Linked DNA regions of Homo sapiens: all the other regions are linked to region 7. Evidence: chromatin contacts called from ENCODE Hi-C or POLR2A ChIA-PET data. All regions are on one chromosome and are shown on one strand. The core of a region is the stretch at or near the end of the contact, and the rest is flanking DNA. Distances in the headings are between cores, read along the strand shown.

What was found. A loop is a pair of places that touch in the nucleus more often than their neighbours do. ChIA-PET counts read pairs that join two places held with the same protein, here RNA polymerase II (POLR2A). Pooled maps may share reads with other maps.
Region 1: a map of naive thymus-derived CD4-positive, alpha-beta T cell shows a loop between it and region 7 (26-fold over the local background). The contact joins the promoter of COQ6 here to the promoter of NPC2 in region 7. A Hi-C loop is called at or near these places in 2 of 168 maps with a recorded cell type or tissue (naive thymus-derived CD4-positive, alpha-beta T cell and psoas muscle), 2 of 37 single-sample maps with no recorded cell type and 13 of 50 pooled maps.
Region 2: a pooled map shows a loop between it and region 7 (9-fold over the local background). The contact joins the promoter of MIDEAS here to the promoter of NPC2 in region 7. A Hi-C loop is called at or near these places in 3 of 37 single-sample maps with no recorded cell type and 12 of 50 pooled maps. POLR2A ChIA-PET finds 5 or more read pairs at or near these places in 3 of 52 experiments (GM12878, PC-9 and Panc1).
Region 3: a map of ascending aorta shows a loop between it and region 7 (4-fold over the local background). The contact joins the promoter of LINC01220 here to the promoter of NPC2 in region 7. A Hi-C loop is called at or near these places in 2 of 168 maps with a recorded cell type or tissue (ascending aorta and endothelial cell of umbilical vein) and 11 of 50 pooled maps.
Region 4: a pooled map shows a loop between it and region 7 (8-fold over the local background). The contact joins the enhancer-like site here to the promoter of NPC2 in region 7. A Hi-C loop is called at or near these places in 1 of 168 maps with a recorded cell type or tissue (tibial artery) and 7 of 50 pooled maps. POLR2A ChIA-PET finds 5 or more read pairs at or near these places in 2 of 52 experiments (PC-9 and WTC11).
Region 5: a map of CD4-positive, alpha-beta T cell shows a loop between it and region 7 (10-fold over the local background). The contact joins the promoter of DNAL1 here to the promoter of NPC2 in region 7. A Hi-C loop is called at or near these places in 1 of 168 maps with a recorded cell type or tissue (CD4-positive, alpha-beta T cell) and 7 of 50 pooled maps. POLR2A ChIA-PET finds 5 or more read pairs at or near these places in 1 of 52 experiments (activated CD4-positive, alpha-beta T cell).
Region 6: a loop to region 7 is called in a map with no recorded cell type, with 24 times the contacts of the local background. The contact joins the promoter of ZNF410 here to the promoter of NPC2 in region 7. A Hi-C loop is called at or near these places in 4 of 37 single-sample maps with no recorded cell type and 11 of 50 pooled maps.

Annotation. Positions count from the first base shown.
Region 1 is chr14:73,948,605-73,951,789 of GRCh38, reverse strand. It overlaps COQ6 (coenzyme Q6, monooxygenase), which reads right to left and starts at 1,488. Exons shown (of 12, transcript NM_182476.3): 1 at 1,295-1,488. The coding sequence starts at 1,457. FAM161B (FAM161 centrosomal protein B) reads left to right here and starts at 1,696. Exons shown (of 9, transcript NM_152445.3): 1 at 1,696-1,817. The coding sequence starts at 1,764. RefSeq lists enhancers at 1,730-1,789, 806-1,806.
Region 2 is chr14:73,758,856-73,761,855 of GRCh38, reverse strand. It overlaps MIDEAS (mitotic deacetylase associated SANT domain protein), which reads left to right and starts at 1,553. Exons shown (of 13, transcript NM_001367710.1): 1 at 1,553-2,093. RefSeq lists enhancers at 1-230, 1,146-1,475 and silencers at 1,896-2,135, 2,266-2,415, 2,776-2,885.
Region 3 is chr14:75,292,903-75,295,715 of GRCh38, reverse strand. It overlaps LINC01220 (long intergenic non-protein coding RNA 1220), which reads right to left and starts at 1,312. Exons shown (of 3, transcript NR_038421.1): 1 at 1,175-1,312; 2 at 979-1,039. RefSeq lists a silencer at 1,075-1,534 and an enhancer at 1,605-1,744.
Region 4 is chr14:75,248,218-75,251,095 of GRCh38, reverse strand. No RefSeq gene overlaps it. Among named protein-coding and RNA genes, the nearest start is that of FOS, 29 kb to the left of the region's middle. RefSeq lists enhancers at 849-968, 1,169-1,338. Within about 2 kb of position 1,440, at least 10 of the 41 ENCODE cell types and tissues checked have a DNase peak (open chromatin) inside an H3K27ac peak, as active enhancers do; they include PC-9, where a contact is called at or near this core.
Region 5 is chr14:73,643,677-73,646,749 of GRCh38, reverse strand. It overlaps DNAL1 (dynein axonemal light chain 1), which reads right to left and starts at 1,764. Exons shown (of 8, transcript NM_031427.4): 1 at 1,708-1,764. The coding sequence starts at 1,710.
Region 6 is chr14:73,885,606-73,888,556 of GRCh38, reverse strand. ZNF410 (zinc finger protein 410) reads right to left here and starts at 1,698. Exons shown (of 12, transcript NM_021188.3): 1 at 1,642-1,698. It overlaps PTGR2 (prostaglandin reductase 2), which reads right to left. Exons shown (of 10, transcript NM_001146154.2): 10 at 2,831-2,951. RefSeq lists an enhancer at 1,639-1,708 and a silencer at 1,759-2,038.
Region 7 is chr14:74,491,786-74,494,723 of GRCh38, reverse strand. NPC2 (NPC intracellular cholesterol transporter 2) reads left to right here and starts at 1,419. Exons shown (of 5, transcript NM_006432.5): 1 at 1,419-1,531. The coding sequence starts at 1,450. ISCA2 (iron-sulfur cluster assembly 2) reads right to left here and starts at 959. Exons shown (of 4, transcript NM_194279.4): 1 at 879-959; 2 at 572-674; 3 at 334-449. The coding sequence starts at 949. RefSeq lists an enhancer at 877-956 and silencers at 1,157-1,436, 1,607-1,666.

The DNA of each region.
Region 1 (3,185 bases), core at 239-2,738, 540 kb after region 7:
CATAGGGTGGAACAGCTGCCCTTAGATCAGGGTGTCCAATCTTTTGGCTTCCCCAGGCCACAGTGGAAGAATTGTCTTGGGTCACATATAAAAAAACACTAATATTAATGATAGCTGATGAGCTAAAAAAAAAAAAAAAATCACAAAAAAAAAATCTCATAATGGGCCAAGCATGGTGATTCATGCCTGTAATCCCAGCACTTTGGGAGGAAGGGGCAGGTGGATCACGAGATCAGGAGTTCGAGACCAGCCTGGCCAATATGGTGAAACCCCGTCTCTACTAAAAATACAAAAATTAGCCAGGCATGGTGGCACAAGCCTGTAATCCCAGAGGTTGCAGTGAGCTGAGATCGTGCCATTGTACTCCATCCTGGGCAACAAGAGCGAAACTCCATCTCAGGGAAAAAAAAAAAAGTGAAAAGACTACAAAATGGAAGAAAATATTTGCAAGTCATTTATCAGATAAGGGACTTATACAGAATAAACAAAATAATGGCCAGGCAGGGTTGCTTATGCCGGTAATCCCAGCACTTTGGGAGGCTGAGGCAGGTGGATTGCTTGAGCCCAGAAGTTCCAGACCAGCCTGGGCAACATAGTGAGACCTCGTCTCTACAAAAAAATACAAAAATCAGCCGAGTGGTGGCGCATTCCTGCAGTCCCAGCTATTTGGGAGGCAGAGGCAGGAGGATCAATTCAGCCAGGGAGGTTGAGGCTACAGTGAGCCGTGATCGTGCCACTGCACTGCAGCCTGGGCACAGCGGAAGACCCTGTCTCAAAAAATAAAAATAACTCTTACCACAGTATTCAAGAGACAAACTGCTCAATTAAAAACCGGGCAAAGGGTCTGAATAGGCATTTCTCTAAAGAAGATATACAAATGACCAATAAACATATGAAAGGATATTCAACATCATTAATCATTAGGGAAATACAAGTCAAAACCTGGAGATCCCACTTTACTTACACCCACTAGAATGTCTATAAACAAAAAGACAATGACAAGTACTGTCCAGGATCTGGAGAAACTGGAACTCTCATTTATAAATAACCCCGGGAAGGCCTGTTTTCCCATGAGTAGAACAGACTCTGAACGCCCCTCCCACTTTTGACCCTAATGGACCCTGAAGGACCACACGCATTCCGGCGTGCCCTGGGGTTCCTCTAGGAGGGGAGGGGAGAAGCGTCGCGAGACCTGAGAAATTGTCTTTGGGCAAGTCGTGCTAGGGCTCTCACGGCTCTCATCGTGCCTCCGCGGCCCGGTTTCCGGCCACTAGTAGCCTGGAGAAGGGCTTACCCAAGGCACAGGCCATGGCAGCGCCCACCAGGCCTCCACCCGACACCACCACGTCATACACGGTGTCTGTTGAGGCGCCGGACCACCTGCGCCAGGACACCAGCGGGCCGCTGTGGGGAGCTGCACGCACAGCCCCGCATCGGCTGACAAGCCGGGCCGCCATGGTGCAGACCTGCGCCGTCGCACTCAGAACTCCCGCAGGCCCACCTACGTAGTGCGTCCGGAGCAGAGCACTCCAATCCCGTCCCGCTTCCGCGGCGTCCTCAGAACCGGAAATAAAATGCGCGGAGAAAATAGGCCAATCGGAAAACGAACCTTGCCTCCTCGGGCGGGATGGATCGGAGGCTGCCCTGGAAGCCAACCAGACGCCAAAGCTAGAAAGGGGTGGACCCTGGCCCCGCATAGCTCTCGCTGCCACCGCTGCTGCCACTATCGCTGTCACTGTCGCTGCTGCCTCTGTCCAGCTGAAATGACCGTGGGGAGGCCTGAGGGAGCCCCCGGAGGCGCGGAGGGGAGCCGTCAGGTGAGGAGAGAAAAGAGACTGCCCCCGGGAAAGGAATCCCGGAGAGGAAACTGTTGGGCGTTGCCTTGGAGACAGACAGCAGGGGCGTGTCACGGAGGGGCGTGGGATTAAAATGAGCGTTTAGGGACCAGGAGGCGGACTCTGACTTACAGACCTGAACCTCTCGGACTTTATACGAGGCTCTTGATAGGCAATGTCACTCAGTTTTCGCTTATCCTCTTAGTACTCTATGACCAGTAGTACAATTGTCGTCTCATTTTTGTAGAAGAGAAAACTGAGGCACAAAGAGATTAAGAAAATTGCTCCCCAAATTTGGCCGGGCGTGGTGGTTCACGCCTGTAATCCTAGCACTTTGGGAGGCCGAGGCGGGTGGATCACCTGAGGTCAGGAGTTCGAGACCAGCCTGGCCAACATGGTGAAACTCCGTCTAAAAATTTAAAAAAAAAAAAAAAATTGGCCAGGCGCGCTGGCTCACGCCTGTAATCCCAGCACTTTGGGAGGCCAAGGAAAGCGGATCATGAGGTCAAGAGATCGAGACCAGGCTGGTTTCCATGGCAAAACCCCGTCTCTACTAAAAATACAAAAATTGGCCGGGTGCGGTGGCTTACTCCTGTAATGCAGCACTTTGGGACCTGAGGTCAGGAGTTCAAGACCAGCCTGACCAACATGGAGAAACCCTGTCTCTACTAAAAAAAATACAAAATTAGCTGGACGTGGTGGCACATGCCTGTAATCCCAGCTACTCGGGAGGCTGAGGCAAGAGAATTGCTTGAACCTGGGAGGTGGAGGTTGCAGTGAGCCGAGATTGTGCCATTGCACTCCAGCCTGGGCAACAAGAGCAAAACTCTCTCAAAAACAAAAACAAACAAACAAAAAAATACAAAAAATTATCTGGGCATGGTGGTGCGCGCCTGTAGTCCTAGCTACTCGGGAGGCTGAGGCAGGAGAATCACTTGAACCCGGGAGGTGGAGGTTGCAGTGAGCCAAGATTGCACCACTGCACTCTAGCCTGGCGACAGAGCGAGACTCCGTCTCAAAAAAAAAAAAAAATTAGCCAGGTGTGGTGGCGCGTGCCTCCAGTGATCCACCAGCCAAGGCCTCCCAAAGTGCTGGGATTACAGGCGTGAGCCAGTGCACCTGGTGGACCCCAAACTATTAAAGGCAAAAAGTAGATTGGCAGTTGCTTAGGGCTGGTGGGGTGGGGTGTGGAGGGTTAGGGGAAATAGGGAGTGACCACTAAAGCGTGTGGCATTTCTTTTAAGGGCGATGAAGGTGTTCTAAAATTGTGATGGTAGTTGCACAACTCTGTGTATATACTAAAACCACTGAATTGTACACTTTAAATGAGTGAATATATTGTATAGAAAT
Region 2 (3,000 bases), core at 304-2,803, 730 kb after region 7:
CCCTGTGACCTGGTGCAATTCACTTAACCTCTCTGAACCTCAGTACATCCACAGATTGAGAGAGATAAAACTCACATGCAGGGCTCTTCAGGAGACTGTATGGAGAAGTGCTCTGAGAGCTGCCAGGAACAATACTGTCATCACAGATGCTAAATCGGGGAGCCCGGGCTTTTTTTTGTAGAAGGTGGTTTCCCTAGCTCCTCTATTCACTTACTGTAATCACAGAATCATGGATCTTGAACTGGAAGGGATCTCAAGAGGTCCTCTGGTCCAGTCCTGTGGCATAATTACCTGTATTTTGTAGATAAGATTGTTTTAAGTGTTCCTTATTTTGACATATCTATCATAACATGGTGCAAATAAGCCCTTCTCCTCTTGGGGAGGTGTGACTTCCAGGTGTACATGTACGCAGGTGCTCCAGCCAGCAAAGAGGTGGAAGAGGACAGGAAAGCCATGCCCCCTTAGAAGCAAGTGCAGGTTTGGCAGGATTTCTGGGCAGAAGATCCAAGTTTTGCCTGTGTCCTCCACACCCCACCCTGGCCCTGTAGGCCCAGTGAGTGTGTGAGAATCATATTCTGCTGCCCCTCCCTCCTCTTCTCCCTGAGAAAGTGAGGGATGCACCTGGTTCTCAGGTCTGGCCACAGTGTTTTGAAAAGTGGCTGCCAGGACACATGGTATTCTTCGGTGGTTTTTCTTTCAAAGGAAAATCTCCTTGTGACCCATCTCCTTGAAAAACAGCCACCGCCACCACCGCCGCCGCCACCACCACCACTGCACCACCACCAAAAAACTTGGAAGGAAGAATAGGACACACTCCCCTGAACTTTCCCCTGGCCCTAGAGCCCCATTGAATGTGGGGGCCAGAACCAACCTCTTGAGCTGCAAAAATGTTTTCCATCTTCCCACCAGTCAGGCAAGGAGGCATCAAGGCCTGGACCTGAGAATTGATCAGGGGGATATTTAGGGAAGACAGGGGAAAATGTGAGTATGGAGTGAAAAGCCGCTCAACTCTGGCCTGAGTTGCTAGATTTAAATCCAGGAGATTTTCCTCACCTAAGCGATGGAGATGGTGGGTCCTTTCTAGGGACTGAGGCCAGTTTCTCAATAACCTTTACACGCACCAGGACGCTTTTGAGCCAGAAAGTGAAACTCGGAGAGTCTGTTAATAAAATGCCATGGAGAGGATTGTGCATGATTTACCGTATCCAAAACCAGAGAGAGTTTCTTTGTGGAAGAAAGCGACTTGTGCCTTCCCCAGCATCACACACACACTTTCCTGGCAGGCTCAATGGGTTTCCAAACATTTCGTCACCGTCTCCTCCTGACCTTGGTGTGAAAGGAACTAGCAGCGTGGCCCGCCAGCAAAGCCATCGGGGGCGCCAGCCTGGGCGGGGGATGGGGACGGCGACCGACTCGTGAGTGGAGGTGAGGTCTGCTGGAAATCCCCAGCCCCGGCCGCCGCCTGAGGTTTAAGGACGCCTTCCCCGGCCTTATTTGGTCGCAGGAAGTGGGCGGCGCCGGGCCTGCTGGCTGAGGCCGCCCCGAGACAGTTGTGCTGATGAAGTGGTAGAGCTGGTTCCTGCTCGCCGCGGTGCCGCGCGCGCCGGCCGGCCGCTGGGCGCTCCGCGCTCCCAGCCTCGAGTTGTGCAATCCTTTGTAGCACGCCAGAGTCCTCCTCCTCCGCTGTTGCCTCTCGCCCTCTCTCTTTTTTTTTTTTTCAAGCTGTGAGCTCAACCGATGAGTCAGAGCCGTGCAATCCTGACACTGCATCGCAGGACTGGGGGTGACACGGAGGGAGGCAGAGCGCTCGCGAGGCGGACGGCACGGGTGCGGGGCGCGCCGAGGCTCCTGCATCGCAAGCGGGGGGTGACAGCCCGCGCGTCCCGCCCGGGCCCTGCCAGCAAACTTCTCAGCCTCGGGAGGCGCGGGCTGGCGGAAGCCCCGCGAGCGCCGCGGGGAGGCGACGGCGCCTGTTTGTTTTTAAAATCGGGAGTGCGTGCAGGCGGCTGGAGTCCCGGAGGCGACCGAAGGCGGCGACCCGCGGCGGAAGGGGGACAGCCGAGCCCGGAGCCCGGAGCCCGGGCAAGAGCTGGGTAAGTGGGGCTGCCTGGCCGGCGGCCGAGGCCTGCACGCGGCGGGGCCGGCGAGGGGACCCCAGGCGGCGCGCGAGCTGTGGCTGCTCGCACGGCGGGTTGCAGCTCTGCAGGCGCGGCCCGGAGAGGGGGCCGCGGGGGCCGCTGCGCTCGAACTTCTGCGGCCTGGGCGGCGGTGGAGCGGGCGCGTGTGGCCGTGCGGGGGCCGCCTGCAGCCCGCCGCCCCCTCCCCCGCGGTCCGCGCCCTCGGCCCGCAGCTGCGTGTGCAGCGCAGCCCCGCGGTGTTTGTGCAGCTACGCAGCTTGCGCGCGGCCCCCGCCCACCCGGGCGCGGCCCCGCCAGGAAAGCCCTCCCCACCCGGCGGCCCGCGGCGGCTCGGGAATCCGGCTGCTCCTCCTCCGCTGGAGAGAAACGTGGTGTCCGTGGGGACCGGCTGACGTGACGGAGCCCAGGCCCGGAAGGCGCGGCGAGGGGCTAGCCAGCTGAGGGAACTTGGCGCGGGAGCCCCTTCCCCTGCCAGCGTGCACGGGAAAGTGGGCCTGGACGCGGCGTCCACGCCAGGAGTTTGGGGGACAGAGGTGCAGGGGCGTTGGGGAACTGGGGCAAATGCAGTCAGCAGAGGCCTAGGCTGGAGCGCTTCGCGCGGGCGGGCGCACCTCAGACCTGTCATCCTCCCGCGCGCCCCCGCACGCCCGCGCCGCCGCAGCCCTCCCAGCCCGCGCGGTGCCTCGCGGGGAGCTGTGTTCCCTGGTGCCTGGCGGCAGCGCCGAAACCCGGGATTCGGCCGGGCCCTGCATATGGCCGGCTTGGTGGAGCTGGTCACGTCGCCTCCCAAGTCGCACATGCAGGACCATGTGTGTCAGGTTGCCCCCAAGGCCTCTGGGTAAAGGTCTAGGGGAGGAAGGGG
Region 3 (2,813 bases), core at 63-2,562, 800 kb before region 7:
GACAATGGCGTTCTTTAAGAGCCCTGAAGTCAATATTTAGCCTAAATGTACAACCCACCAGCTGAGCCAGGCAACAGGGTTCTGAAGCACAGGAAATTAGAAGCACCTAGGCGATGTGGAACACTATTTGAAGCTAGATATCCTGACTTTTATCAGTTTCTAACTAGCTGTGCAAGTTTGGATGGTCGAACCAACTTCTCTGAGCTTTAATTTCCCTGTTGGCGAAATAGGTTAAATTAGATTAAAAGTCTCCGATGTGACTTCCAGCTCTGAAACTCTGGAAAACACACACTCCTTCAGCCAGAGGAACTGGGGAATCTAGGGGGCAGGGATGGGGGTGGGAGGATGGTGACAGGCGTCTTGAAGGATTAACCCCACGCTTCTCCTCGCAATTGCAATCGGCTCCCCAGCAGCGGCCACTGCGGCACTGCCTGCCCCACCCCCGCCCTCTGGGCCCGGCGGTACACACCCACGGCTCCCTCAGAGACTTCTGGAATCTCGCTGGATTTCTCCCAGGAATGCTTATTGCCCTTTAGATCTGCAAATCGCTTTACATCAGCAACCCTGCCGCGCGATTATTAATCATCTCAATATTCTCCCCCATCCCCTACCCTCCCCCTCGCCCGGCCTGGAAGAGGAATTGCAGGGGTCCGGATTTATGAAGGTGATTCGTATTATTCATTCAATAATCAGTTAACTAAAGTTCATTAAGCGCCTAATAGGAGCAAGGTGCAGAGACACACAAATCCAATCACCACAGGGGGCAGAACTGTAGGGGGTCGATGCTCAAAGAACTTCACTGATATTCCAGTTATGTCCTGGGGAGGGGGTGGTTAGAGGGTGATGGAAAAGCTCCCCTCACAAGCCTGATGACAGTGCTGCAACCATTATGGACCACCCCCACGGTTCGTTTTATCATGCCAGGAAAAGGAAAATGGCCTTCCCAAGGTCACTTATCCCCCGAGGGGCAACACTGACCCCAGAACCGCCGTCTTCAAAGCTTTCCACTGTGCCATGAAGGAAAATTTTGAGTTGAAGCCTATAAAATACAGCGTTGGGCGAGAGATGGCATGATTTCCGGGCACAGAGTGAGAAAATCGTGATCCCAGATCACCCACCCACAACAAACGAGACCGCCCCAAATCTTGACTGCAGCTACAACCAGCAGACGCACAGGAATGCTGGAAACAGCTCATTCATCCATCGCGGCGCCCTCTCTCTGGGCCCCCAGCGCCCCTGCCCTTGCCTCCGCCTGGGTGGGTCCCGGGACAGGAGGCGGGGGTCTCGTGGCTCGGAGCCTTCGCCCAGCATTCCAGGGGCGGGGCAGGGACCGGGGGCGGGGCGCGGCGGGAGTCCCGCCCACAGCCTACCCCGGGCCGGCGGCGCAGTGGCTGAGCCAAATATGGGCAGAGCGGAAGCGGCGGGCCGGCGTCACGGCGCCGGGTGGGGGCCGCGCTGCGGGGCGGTGACGGGAGTCGCTGACGGCGCCTACGTGTCACCGTGGAAACCAAACAGTAAACAGAGGACTCGCGAGCTCCTGGCACCGTCTGGCCCTGCGACCTGCCCTGGAGCAAAGGGCCGGAAGCTGGGAAGGGCCAGGAGAAACCTTGGCCTGGCCGACGAGGACAGGGGCGCGGCAAGGGTGTAGAGAGGGCGGTGGAGGGGACGCTGAGAGAGCACTCCCAAACGTCCCTCCCTGAGGTCCCTGGAAGCCGGCTCTCCCTCTGCCCACGGGCCAGCAGGGGCTGGTCAGGAGCGGAAGGAGGCCCTCCTGTCCCTTCTTTTTCTTTTCCTTTGTTTTTTTTTTTTTTTTTTTTTTTTTTTTTGAGATGGAGTCACGCTCTATCGCCCAGGCTGGAGTGCACTGGCGCGATCTCTGCTCACTGCAACCTCTGCCTCCCGGTTCAAGCGATTCTCCCGCCCCAGGCTCCCAAGTAGCTGGAACTACAGGCGCGCGCCACCGTACCCGGCTAATTTTTTACATTTTTAGTAGAGACAGGATTTCACCACGTTGGCCAGGTTGGTCTCCAACTCCTGACCTCAGGTGATCCGCCCGCCTCGGCCTCCCAAAGTGCTGGGATTACCGCGCCCGGCCTCTCCTGTCCCTTCTGAGGGCCTCCGTGCCTGCAAGGTTGTTGCGGATACTGATTTTGCTTTGTTTTTCCTTTCTAATGGCTAAGAGTTCAGGCATTGAAGCCACACTGCCTGGACTCTAATTCCAGCGCTGCCACTCCAGTTGGATGATCTTGAGCAGACCTCTGCGCCCCAGACTATATTATTATCTACAAAAATAAGGATAATAGCAGGACCTACCTTTAAGAGTAGATGAGGACTTTTAAAATGAGTGTGTGTGTGTGTGTGTGTGTGTGTGTGTGTGTGTGTGTTTGGAACAGTGTCAAGCATGTTGTGAGCCCCAAGTTAGTGTTAAGTGTTTATTTTTATTCCCAGGCAGCACAAGAGAAACTTACGTAGTATTAGTAGTGCATCTCCTAAATCTACTACTGACGTAATGTTTTTTTTCTCGAGTCTTCTTTAGATTTAAAATAAAAGGGGGCCGGGCGCTGTGGCCCACGCCTGTAATCCCAGCACTTTGGGAGGCCAAGGCAGGAGGATCACTTGAACCTAGGAGTTCTAGACCAGCCTGGGCAACATAAGGAGACCCCGACTCTACAAAAATAAAAAAAAATAGCTGGGCATGGTGGTGCACACCTGTGATCCCAGCTACTTGGGAGGCTGAGGTGGGAAGATCTTGGGCCAGGGCAGTCAAGGCTGCAGTGAGCCTTGATTGCAGTCACTGCACTCCAGCCTGAGTG
Region 4 (2,878 bases), core at 191-2,690, 760 kb before region 7:
CCCTGGAGCTCGACTCCCTGGGTTCAAATCCCTGCTCTGCTACTCATTGCAAACTATTTATCTTACGAGTTAATCTTTCTGTGCCTCAGTTTCCTTCTCTGCAAAATGGGCACACCAATACTACCTTCCTTATACTGTTGTTGGAGGACAACAAGATAAGGTGTGTGGATGGCAAATGCTTGACAAACAGTAGGCATTAACGTGGTGGTGGTTTATTATATATTTGCTTCCTTCCTTCTCAGTATACTGAGATAAGTTTATTGAACGCTGGCTATAAGCTACAACCTACTGGGCTATTGTTTGTACTCCTCCTTCCATGCCCTCCTACCATCAATTCTTAGGTTAGTCCTTTTTTTTTTCTTTTGAGATGGAGTCTTGCTCTGTCATCCAGGCTGGAGTACAGTGGCATGATCTCGGCTCACTGCAACCTCCACCTCCTGGGTTCAACCATTCTCCTGTCTAAGCCTTCCAAGTAGCTGGGATTACAGGTGTGCACCACCATGCCTGGCTAATTTTTGTATTTTTAGTAGAGATGGGGTTTCGCCATGTTGGCCAGGCTGGCCTCGAGCTCCTGGCCTCAGGTGATTTGCCTGCCTCGGCCTCCCAAAGTGCTAGGATTACAGGTGTGAGCCACCGTGTCGGCCCGTAGGTTAGTCCTATATGGGGAGATTTGGGCTTAAAAGGAAAAACCAAAAAATAAATAAAATAAATAAAAAAGAAATCTAGGAATAGGCACTCCTGGAACGGGACAGAGGTCCCATTAGACTGGGTGAGGGGTCTTTGAGAAATACCTTAATGCCAATTGTCTTCACAATTTTAATGGTTCAACATGCGAAGGGAGCCAAGGCTATTAATTTGTAACAGCTGCAAAGAAATCATGTCAACACCTCAGTATAGATTCTCTCTGTGGGCACAGAGGTTAGGTTGAAAGTCATGAGACCTAAAATAATTATTGAGCAACAGCATTGTAGGGGATTACTGATGGCAAAATAAACAACCTTCAACAGAATCCACCCCACTTGGTTGTATCCTCCGGGAGACTCTCACCTCCTTTTTTTAGATTGTCATCTCAGTCTGACTACAAACCATGTCTTAATAGATAAAGCTTTGATTCCACCTCTAACATAAGAGCAATACAAACCCACATGCCTACTAAATATAAGTGGCTGATGATATGGGCCTAGGATAGAAAGTGAGCAACTTAATGGGTGAGTTCATGCCGCAAAGGAGAGTCAAGGTGAAGGGGTACCTTATCTCAAATCTGAACAAAGACGTATATTTCCTGTGAAGTCTGATGAGAAAAAGAAGAAAAAAAATGTGGTTTGACTCCATCACACAAAGTAAGTCACAGTGGGTCCTGCTCTGCTGTAGAACTTTAAAGCCTGAGCGGCAGGCACATTTGTGGTTTGGTTGTGTTATCCGATTCTGCGGCTGACACACGCTGCTTTTAGTTCATGGCTGTAGAGTTTCCAGTCTCCCTTGGGCTCTTACGTTATGGTTTCAGGTTTCAGCGTGGCCACACACCTCTCTCCACTATTCAGGTGGAACAGCTGCAAGGGTTCCCCCTGCAAAGAGATCATAATAATAGCAGTAGCTGCCACTGAGGCCTGGCCCTGTGCCAGATGCTGCTTTGTTTTGCATGGTTTCATTCTTTATGCCCACTTTGCAGATCAGGAAACTGAGGCTTAATACAAGTAAAATAATTGATGTAGGGCCACTCAGGTAGAAAGGTGCTGAGGCTGGATTCACACCCAGGACCATGTAACTGCTGAAACTGAGAGTTTATGCACCAGATCATACTGCATCAGCATATTCCTCCTCTTTCTACACTTTCGTTTATGCCGTGCTTTGTCCCTTTTCTCCTGCATACCAGCTGAGCATGTCCTCTTTACTCTGCCTGTCCCTCAAAGACCTGCCTCCTCTGTTCCAGTGCCCCACCCGTGTCAGCCTAAAGTAGCCTCTCATCCCTCTGAACTTTTTCACCTGGACCATTTACTTTGGCACTTAATTATGCATTATTTTGTGTTATTATTTAAATGTTTTATTGCATAGGCTTTGTCTCCCAAACTGAATTACAAGCTCCCAGAAGTCAGGATCAGCTTTTCATGCGGCTTTTTGTTTTTTGTTTTTTGTTTTTTTTTTTGAGACGGAGTCTCACTCTTGTCGCCCAGGCTGGAGTGAGTGGTACAATCTCAGCTTACTGCAACCTCCACCTCCTGGGTCCAAGCGATTCTCCTGCCTCAACCTCCCAAGTAGCTGGGATTACAGGCACCCACCACCACGTCCAGCTAATTTTTGTTTGTTTGTTTTTTTTGTATTTTTAGTAGAGACATGGTTTCACCATGTTGGCCAGGCTGGTCTCGAACTCCTGACCTCAGGTGATCCGCCTGCCTCGGCCTCCCAAAGGGCTGGATTACAGGTGTGAGCCACCGTGCCCGGCCTTCATACAGCTTTGTATTCCTTCCAGCACTCAGCATAGAACTGTGCTCAGTAAGAGTCTAGATCCTGCTGAGGAGCACCAGGGGAAAAGATAAAATGCAATAAAAATGTTAAAGTCTGAAGAAATAAAAGAAAACCGAATGCCGTGGCTCATGCCTGTAATCCCAGCACTTCGGGAGGCGGAGGCACAGGCAGGAGGATCACTTGAGGCCAGGAGTTTGGGGCTGCAGTGAGCTATGATTTTATCACTGCTATGCAACAGAGCAAGACCCTGTCTCTAAAAAGAAAGGAAGAAAACTCAAAATAAATATTCCAAATGTGGCTTCTCCACAGAGGTTATTTTCAGCAAGTGGGATTCATTCTGAGCTCAGCTGCCTTCAACCCTCAATCTTTCTGTAGTGTCTAGCCTAATAAATAGGCGACCTATAAATATTTAATG
Region 5 (3,073 bases), core at 515-3,014, 850 kb after region 7:
TGCTCTGTTGCTCAGGCTGGAGTGCAGTGGTGCGATCTCAGCTCACTGCAACCTCCACCTCCCAGGTTCAAGAGATTCTCATGCCTCAGCCTCCTGAGTAGCTGGGATTACAGCCACTCGCCACCATGCCCCGCTAATCTTTGTATTTTTAGTAGAGGCGGAGTTTCACCATGTTGGCCAGGTGGATCTTGAACTCCTGACCTCAGGTGATCTGCCCGCCTCGGCCTCACAAAGTGCTGGGATTACAGGCCTCTGGGATTACAGGTGTGAGCCACCACACCCTGGCCGCTTTTCTATGTTTAAATACACAAATACCTTGTTTCAACTGCCTACAGTATTCAGTATAGTAAAATGCTGTAAAACTTTGTAGCCTAGGAGCAATAGCCTACACCATCTGGTTTTTGTAAGCATATTCTATGATGTTTGCAAGGCAAAACTGCCAATAATGTGTTTGTTAGAATGTATCCCTGTCATCATTAAGTGACTTATAACTGTACTGGTTCTGATTCTCTATTTGAAGATTTTCAACAATCACCATGGTTCATACTTTCATAAATATTTAGGTCTGAGCCTTTCTTCACCTGAATATAAACCTAGGTTCCAGAACTTTTAACTTTCCTTGGCAGTGATTTTCAGCTAACTGCTTGGGGAACAAAGTAAGGAAAGCAGGGGGGAAACTACTTTTTAAAGAGTGGTATTTCATCTTGTTGAGGGCAGGCATGACTTCCTCATCATTTCCATCTCCTGGGCTCAATTTCTGCCCACTTATATAGCACTGGAATCACAAAAAGAAGACAAGTAATTATGCTTCTTCTTCATAAACATCTCTATCCAGTAGGACATCACATACTTTGCTCAATAGCTCTGGCTGGGTCTGCAATCCTTTTCAAACGACTAGTTAGAACTACCAAGTATGTAAGCAAGAGAGTGAACACATCAAGTAAGAGTTGAGGAGCATCTCTAGGTAAAACCATTACTTCATAAAGAGCTCTCATTGGATAGACAGCTGGTAGATTTCAAACCTAAGGCAACAGCATTTCTCAGTGTGGTGGGATGCCCTCCAATTTTATAATCACTTGAGGTGTGTTGTCGAAATGCACATTCCTGAAACCCCCAATCATATTAAAAATTCACAATCTGCATTCCAACAAGCCCATACCTATGCATACTGAAATTTGAGAATCACTGCTCTAATATATCCATCAGAGTGTGCTTTACAGTGTCACCTAATAACTGCCCTCGTAGTCATTCAGAAGGCAACCTGGGTACATCACAGGTTACGAAAACTGCTGCAATCCGTGTTATACAGAACCCTCTGGTAACCAGCCCCTCCCTGCATCTCGACGGGGGGGTCACTAAAATTACTTCTATGTAAAGAGATATCTTTATCTACACTCTCCTTCCCATCACCCTTCCCACTCCAATACGCTCTTTTTAGAGAATTTCCTGCTCTTCGCCCTCCCTTTTCTCCTGTCTGAGTCCCTCCACCTTAACCCAACCTCCGATCCACCCCAGGCCGCCCTCACCACAGACCACCCCCGGCCAGGGCTTCTCTTTCGCCTCGGGCCCCTGACTCCACAGAGCTAGCGTCAGCTACCGGCTCCCTTCCGCTGTTCAAGGACCCCCAGACCCTCAACACTCCACAGTCACCCTTTTCCACTCCCAATCTTCTCTCAGCTTTGGCTACGCGGCCCGAAAGGTACTCACCATTCCGGCGGTTGCTACTGTCACTGCTCTGGTTGCTAGGGCCCGCGGGGTCAGTGCGCGTGCGCACTTCTCGGCGCTCTCGGCGGAAGCCCTATCCCCGGCAGCGGTCCTTTCTCTCCGCCCTCAGGGTGGTGCGAGCGGGGCATTGTGGGACTGCGTGGCGGCCGCCGGGGTCCTCCCGTCCGGCTGTTGCTGGCTGCCCTTTTGCTTCCTTAGGTCTTAACCCCGCACAGGAGTAGTCAGGACCGAAAGCAATTTCAGCTGATCTGTAGTGACTTGTCCGCCTAAAGTTAAAAACCTTAAAACGTCCCCCTAACAACTACCCTTTTCATAAAATAATGTTCTTAATTCCTTTGCCCTAACGATGGCGTTTCCCACCCTTTTCCGGACGAGGGGAGAATAAGCGGCTTGCTGTAATTTCCCTCTCCATCCCATCCCACTGAGAATACCAGAGCCAAACTCCACCCATTTTATGTTTCTTTACCCCGGATCCTCCAGGGAGCCAGAGGCAGCTGAAAGCTCGGTTCCACATTTTAAATATCACAAATTGTTGGTTTTAATCACCAGGGTGTCTTTTTTTCCCCACCTACCAAATGAGCTAAAAATTATTAACAATAATAATAATTCATAGAGTTGCTAGGGGTATGGTGAAGTAGGGACACACAAATACGCTGCTGTTTATAATTGATACAGCCTTTCTGGAAGGCTGTTGGCTGTTCAAAAACTTTTGCACCCTTTGTGATCCAGCAGTTCCACTTCCAGGACTTTATCCTGAGCACAGAGATGTATGTTCAAAGCTTTAATAGAAAAAAAAAAATCAACTCAATTATCAACAAAAGAGAATTGGTGGCCGGGACTGGTGGCTCACGCCTGTAATCCTAGCACTTTAGGAGGCTGAGGAGGGCGGACCACTTGACCACTTGAGCCCAGCCTGGCCAACATGGTGAAACCCCGTCTCTACTAAAAATACAAAAATTAGCCGGGTGTGGTGGCACGCGCCTGTAGTCCCAGCAATTCCGGAGCCTGAGGCACGAGAATTGCTTGAACCCGGGAGGCGGAGGTTGCAGTGAGCCGAGATCGCGCCATTGCACTCCAGTCTGGGCAACAAGAGTGACACTCCGTCTCAAAACAAACAAACAAACAAACAAAAAGAGAGAGAAAATTGGTTAGTAGTATTGAACATCCAATGCAATAATGTACTTACACTAAAAAAGTACAATTGACTTGCTGAAAGGCATCTATTCACATCCAAAGATAGTCATATTTCAAGTAAAAATAGAAGTTACCAAACAAAATAGTTGGTACGATTTTCCTTTAAAATTATACATAGTGGCCTGGTGCAGTTTGTTCATGCCTGTAATCCCAG
Region 6 (2,951 bases), core at 449-2,948, 610 kb after region 7:
CAAGCAGAACCACGATCAATTTTACAATATTTCATCACCTCACAAGGAAACCCTGTGCCCATTAACGGTCACTTCCCACTTCTAATGTGTTTACTATGAGCTTAAAGGGCTTCCATACAAGCTTCCCAGTAAGCAACTGGTAGGTACTAAATATTTGTATAATGAATGAATGACACTACAAATGATACCTACATTTTTCTCTAGTCATCTCTTCTGAACTCCAAACCTTCATTTCTAACTGCTTGCTAGGTATCTCCACATGTATATCCAACAGCATCTCAAACCTAACAATGTCCAAAATCCAGATTATTATCTTCCTTACCAAACCTGTTCTTCTTGTATTACCTATTTCAATGATCGCCCAATCTTCCTCCCACTCAGCTGCAAATTCTAGGTCTTTAAATCTCTCTCATTCTCCATTTTTAAATAATTCCCGTGATTCTCTGTTCCCAGAATGTTCTCTGTTCCCTACTGTAATGCCCTGTTTAGGTCTCTCAGTAACTTTCTACTATACTATTAAAACAGGCCTCTAACTGGTCACCCCGCGTTTAAAATTCCTCTTTCCAATACATCCTTTATGCAGCCATTCAAGTTATCTTTCCAAAACAAAGAAATGCTTATGTCACTTCTACTCAAAGTTCAGTGCCTCGGAAAAATTGTCATAGCCCTAAAGGTAAACCCCTTCGTTTACAGAAAAACTCCCCAGAGCTAGAGATTCAGCAACTTGCCAAAAATTAGACATCTACTTAGATGCAAAACGTAAAAAACTAGAACTTAAAACTTCTGACTGCTACTTTAGTTGTCTTTTACTCTGCACCACACTAAGAAAAAACCAAGTGCAATTTCTCACTCCCTAACAAAATGCCCGACTTTATTTCCAAATGTTTTTTATTTATTGCAAATATGCTGCGTTGACCTTCGTTCCAACCTAAGTACTAATTCTTAAGTCCCAAGTTAATAATATTTAACTTCCAAATGGTGCCTAAATGCATTTCTGAGCCTCATGATCAAGTGGGATAAACTTTAATAAATTGGATTATCTTGAGAAACTTCAGAAAATAAATTCGACACGAAATGTATGAAGGCCGTAAACAATCCACACACTCCTGCCCCCCGAACTGACAGGCAAAGGAGAAACGGGCGACCCAGCCCAGCCGAGTAGGCAGCTGTCCCTTTTCCAAACCCAGAAAGTAAGTGGTATGAAAGGAGAGGGTAGCTCTGGACTGAAACATTCAGGGCAAGGCCTCCTGGCATCCTCTACCCCACACCACAAAGGCCTCAGAAATAAGGCCCCAAGGTCCGTAGGCAGGCCCCGGCTGCGGGTGCAGTCCAAGAGCCCCCGCCCCGGGGACTCGCTGACTCTGGCTTTCTCAGGACAGTCTGTTCCTATATCCCTACCCCCAAAACCAAGCAAAGGAGCAAGAACATCGCCCCTAAAAACCCGCGAGGGGAAGGGCCAAAGCCGCAGGGCTTCAGACTGGCCGCTCCCGGGCCCGCCAGATCCAGGAGGGATGCCCAAGGAGGGCGGTTTCCTCTCTCGGGGCGAACTCGGCCCCAGGCCCCAAGTAGCCGGTACTGGCCCCCGCCCTCTCGGGTACTACCTAACCGAGGAGGGGTGGCCAGGCCCACCTCGGAGCTCACCTTCCAGTTCCGGGAAGCCGGCCGGCCGTCAGTCGGTCCCGAATTCCGTCCACACACAGCGTCTTCCGGCTCCCGCCGGAAGCAGCTCGAGCGCGGGACAGGAAGTTTGGCTGACCCCCCACGCACACACCCACTCGCTCGCCTCAGTGTCGTGTGGCTGCCGCACTGCTCGGGACCCAGACGTCAAGGGTGCTGGCGGGGCCTCCCCAGGCCCGCGACGCAGGGCTCCGCCCCGGACAGGAGGAGCCGCAGCCGCCCCGCTCCCACTCACTCACTCACTCTCGGCCTTCGGGACTCCTATGTCCGCGAAGCCCGAAAAAACAGGTCAGCTAATTCGTTGACGTCACTGCCACCCCGCAGTAGCGGAGGGAGTAGTTTTTCCCATCAGCGGAGGCGTTGCAATGGAGGCAAACGCGAAAGAAAAGATCACTGCTTAAACATTTATCAAAGGTCTCCATGGAGAGGACCTTCGAAGTTTCACCGCCCGAGAAAGGAACTTGCAGAATCAAGTTTTGCATTATATACGGGACGGGGTATGCAGTGAGTCTGGGTTCCGTGTTGTAATTAGGATGTAAAGAGCTCTTGGATGTCCCGACTGCGGGCTTGAACACTTGACTTCCAAGCTGGATGCCACCTTGTTAAAGCTTTGTGAGTTTGACTGACTTCTTGAAATTACTTATTTTAAAATATTTGCGTGCGGAAGAATGAGAGACTCAACCGTGGGAATTAAAGGAGTTCTCTTTAAAAAGGCATTTTCAAGGTTAAAGATAAGCCTTGATGACAGGTTTGGGTACACAAATTACTAATGGTGATTTAAAATAAAGGAGAAACATTTCAGAGGAAGATAATTCCACTTTAGAAAAGCAGAGTAGGCCGGACTCCGTGGCTCACGCCTTTAATCCCAGCACTTTGGGAGGCTAAGGTGGGCGGATCACGAGGTCAGGAGATCGAGACCATCCTGGGTAACGCCGTGAAAACCCGTCTCTACTAAAAACACAAAAATTAGCCGGGCGTGGTGGCACGCGCCTGTAATCCTAGCTACTCGGGAGGCTGAGGCAGGAGAATCGCTTGAACCCGGGAGGCGGAGGTTGCAGTGAGCCGAGATCGTGCCGCTGCACGCCGGGCGACTGAGCAAGACTCCATCTCAAAAAAGAAAAGAAAAGAAAAAAGCAGAGTATAAGATGCAATCCAGAGTTGAGGATATTTACTTGGAGGTAAAGGTCCAGTGCTCAAGAAAGAGGTCAGAAATACAGATGGAGATTTGGGAGTTAGCAACATACAGAGAAAAGTGAAACCCCCTCAGGCGATGA
Region 7 (2,938 bases), core at 170-2,669:
GCTTCCCCATTACCTTTAACAGGTGCTGATTTTCTTTGAGGCAAAATGATTCAATGGAATAAATACTGGGAAACGTGTAGGGACTTAAGCCTGGAATCTAGTCCGGCCTGACTTTCTACCGACTACCCAATGGACCTGGGCAGATCAATTTTGCTCCTATAACTTAGTTACTTTGATTCAGAACAACAAACCTTTACTGCATCCTCACTGTGAGACGGGCGGTGTTAACCATCCCAGGTAAACCCTTTAAATTTGGAATAAAAGTGCACCTTAAACTGGAGACACTTTTGTCCCTCCTGTACCTCCTTTGGGGGCCCACCCCTTCCTCCTTGCCTGTCGTCGGGGTTGATAACTGTATCCAGTGAAAATTTGTATTGGAATCCGGAGCATCCACCTCCCTCCACTTGCAGCCTGAGGAATTCTGACCCTTCGGTGATTTCCAAAAGCCTCTGAAATGCAGGAAGGGGGATCAAGAATAGCGGGAAACGGGAGTTAAAGGGCTGAGTGAAGAGCAGTTCCCGCTGCTCCCGCCAATCGCCTGGGTACCGCCGCTCCGCGTCCGGCCTCCTACCTGGACGCAACTGTCTGTGAGGCGGATCTGCCCTTCGCCGGCCTCGGGGCTGGAGGACGACGCCTCCCGACGCGCCTGGGGTCCCAGGGAGGCCGTGAGGAGCCTGCGCGCAAGGGAGGAGGGTGAGCCCGGGAGCAGAAGGGGCACCTTGCAACCCTCGACCTGGAGCGCCTCACGCTAAACCTGGCGACCCCCACCTGGACGGCCTCCCACCAAACCCTCGCATCCCCCACAGGCCTTAGTTTCCCATTTGTCCTAGAGGCGCAGAACCAAACACCCTTTCCAGGTGCCTTTCTAGTCTTGGTACCTGCCCCTCGGCCAGGGAGTGACCGCTCTCTGCGTCGCGGCCGTTAGGGACGACCCCCAGGCGGCAGCCATCTTCCTCCACAAGCTCCGCCCCTCGCGTCTCCCCCGTTTCTCACCCGGGGCCTCGGGAGGCGGAGAGAACGAACAGGAGGCCGGGACTTCACGGAGGCCCCGCCCCCCCAACATGCCTATTGGGTAGTGCGGGAGGAGAAGGTGTCTGATTGGCTAGGAATGCTCCAGACGGCAGCGGCGGGGACGCACCCAGGAAGCCGGAGAGGTGCTCTAAAGGGAAGGAACGGGGCGGGGAGGAGTGAGGCGGGGCGGGGCGGAGGTGGGTCCGGGCGGGTCAGGCCTCTGAGGGGATGGCATGGGCGGAGACTGCAGGCTTCTGGGCCTGAGAGGGCTGGAGCTGGCTTTCCGGAGCCGGGGGCGGGGCGCGGGCGGGCCTCAGCTGTGGTTACTGGTGACAGGTCGCCTGACTGGGCTCCTCCCCGGGCCCGCCCCGACAGGTTTGTCTTGTGACCGCGGGCGGCCGCTGCTTCTTTCCCGAGCTTGGAACTTCGTTATCCGCGATGCGTTTCCTGGCAGCTACATTCCTGCTCCTGGCGCTCAGCACCGCTGCCCAGGCCGAACCGGTGCAGTTCAAGGACTGCGGTGAGCCCCAGGCCCGCCCAAGGTTCCCGCGCCCTCTGTGGAAGGCCCCGCCGGACCCCCGCGCTGAGACCCCTGGGGCTGGGCTGGGCGGATCCCTCGGGCGGCCAGGCTGAGCCTTGGACCCTACCTAACTGGAATGGGCTGGGTCGGGGGAGAAGGCGCCGGCCTCCATGAAACCCGACCGCGCACAACTTTGTTTCTTTCCTTAGAACGCGTGTTTTGGGGTTCCTGGGAACTCCAGGAGGTGGGCCTTTTGCTGAAGTTTCCTAAAGTTTGTAGGGCGGACAACAGAAGGGCTGTATCCAGCTCTGGTGGAGGGGTGGAGCACAGAACTTCTTTTTATTTATGCTTTGTATCTTGGAATCCCGCCTCCCCCTTCCAACTCCTTTTGCTTTTCTTTTAATTTCGTTTTTGCTGACAAGTCAAAAGTCAATTCCCCTTTTTCATCATTTATTGTTACAAATAGGACTTCCTTTGGGCTTTGGAATCTTGTGATTCTTAATCAGTTTTTCCTTGTATAAATCTCATTGTGTCTCTAATCACAGCTTGTGATACATAACTCCCTCTCGCCGCTGTGGTTGGAATCTTTGTTGGAAAATACAACAGGTGGTAGAAATTCTGAGTGCCTTCATTGAGTCGAGTCTATAGAATTGTCGGAACAGAAACTCGAGCAATGTTGTTCAGAGGTGGAGATAGAGAGATAGAACTGTCAATGAAAGAGGCATGAAACTGACTTTGTAAGATCTATGAGTGGAAAGGAAGCACGGAGATCGTATAATCAATCATTGAATTCCAGGGATGTTGGGTAGCCTACCTAAAGTCACGCAGCAGAATGGGGAGCCAGAGTAAGTGTAACCGCCCAAGGGGTTCACCTTGCGCATTGCCTAGACAGAGCGGATTTATCAAGATGGGATTTGCAGTGGCGAAAAGAGTAATTCACGCAGAGCCGGCTGTGGGGGAGGCCGGAGTTTTATTGTTACTCAGATCAGTCTCCCCGAGCATTCGGGGATCAGAGTTTTTAAGGATAATTTGGCGGGTATGGGCTTGGAAAGTGGGGAGTGCTGATTGGTCAGGTTGAAGATAAAATCATAGGAGAGTCGAAGTGAGTTCTTCTTGCTGACCTCTGGGTGGTGTCATTTGCTGCATCGGAATGCAGGATCTGCAAAATATCTCAAGCACTGACCTTAGGTTTTACAATAGTGATATCATTACCAGGAGCAATTTGGGGAGGTTCAGACTCTTACAGCCAGAGGCGGCGTGGCCCCTAAACTCGTAGCTAATTTGTTAGTCCTACAAAGGCAGACCGGTCCCCAGGCAAGAAGGGGTTTTTCAGGAAAGGGCTATTATCCATTTCGTTTCAGAGTTTAAACTATAAATTCCTCTCCAAGACTAGTTCAGCCTACACCC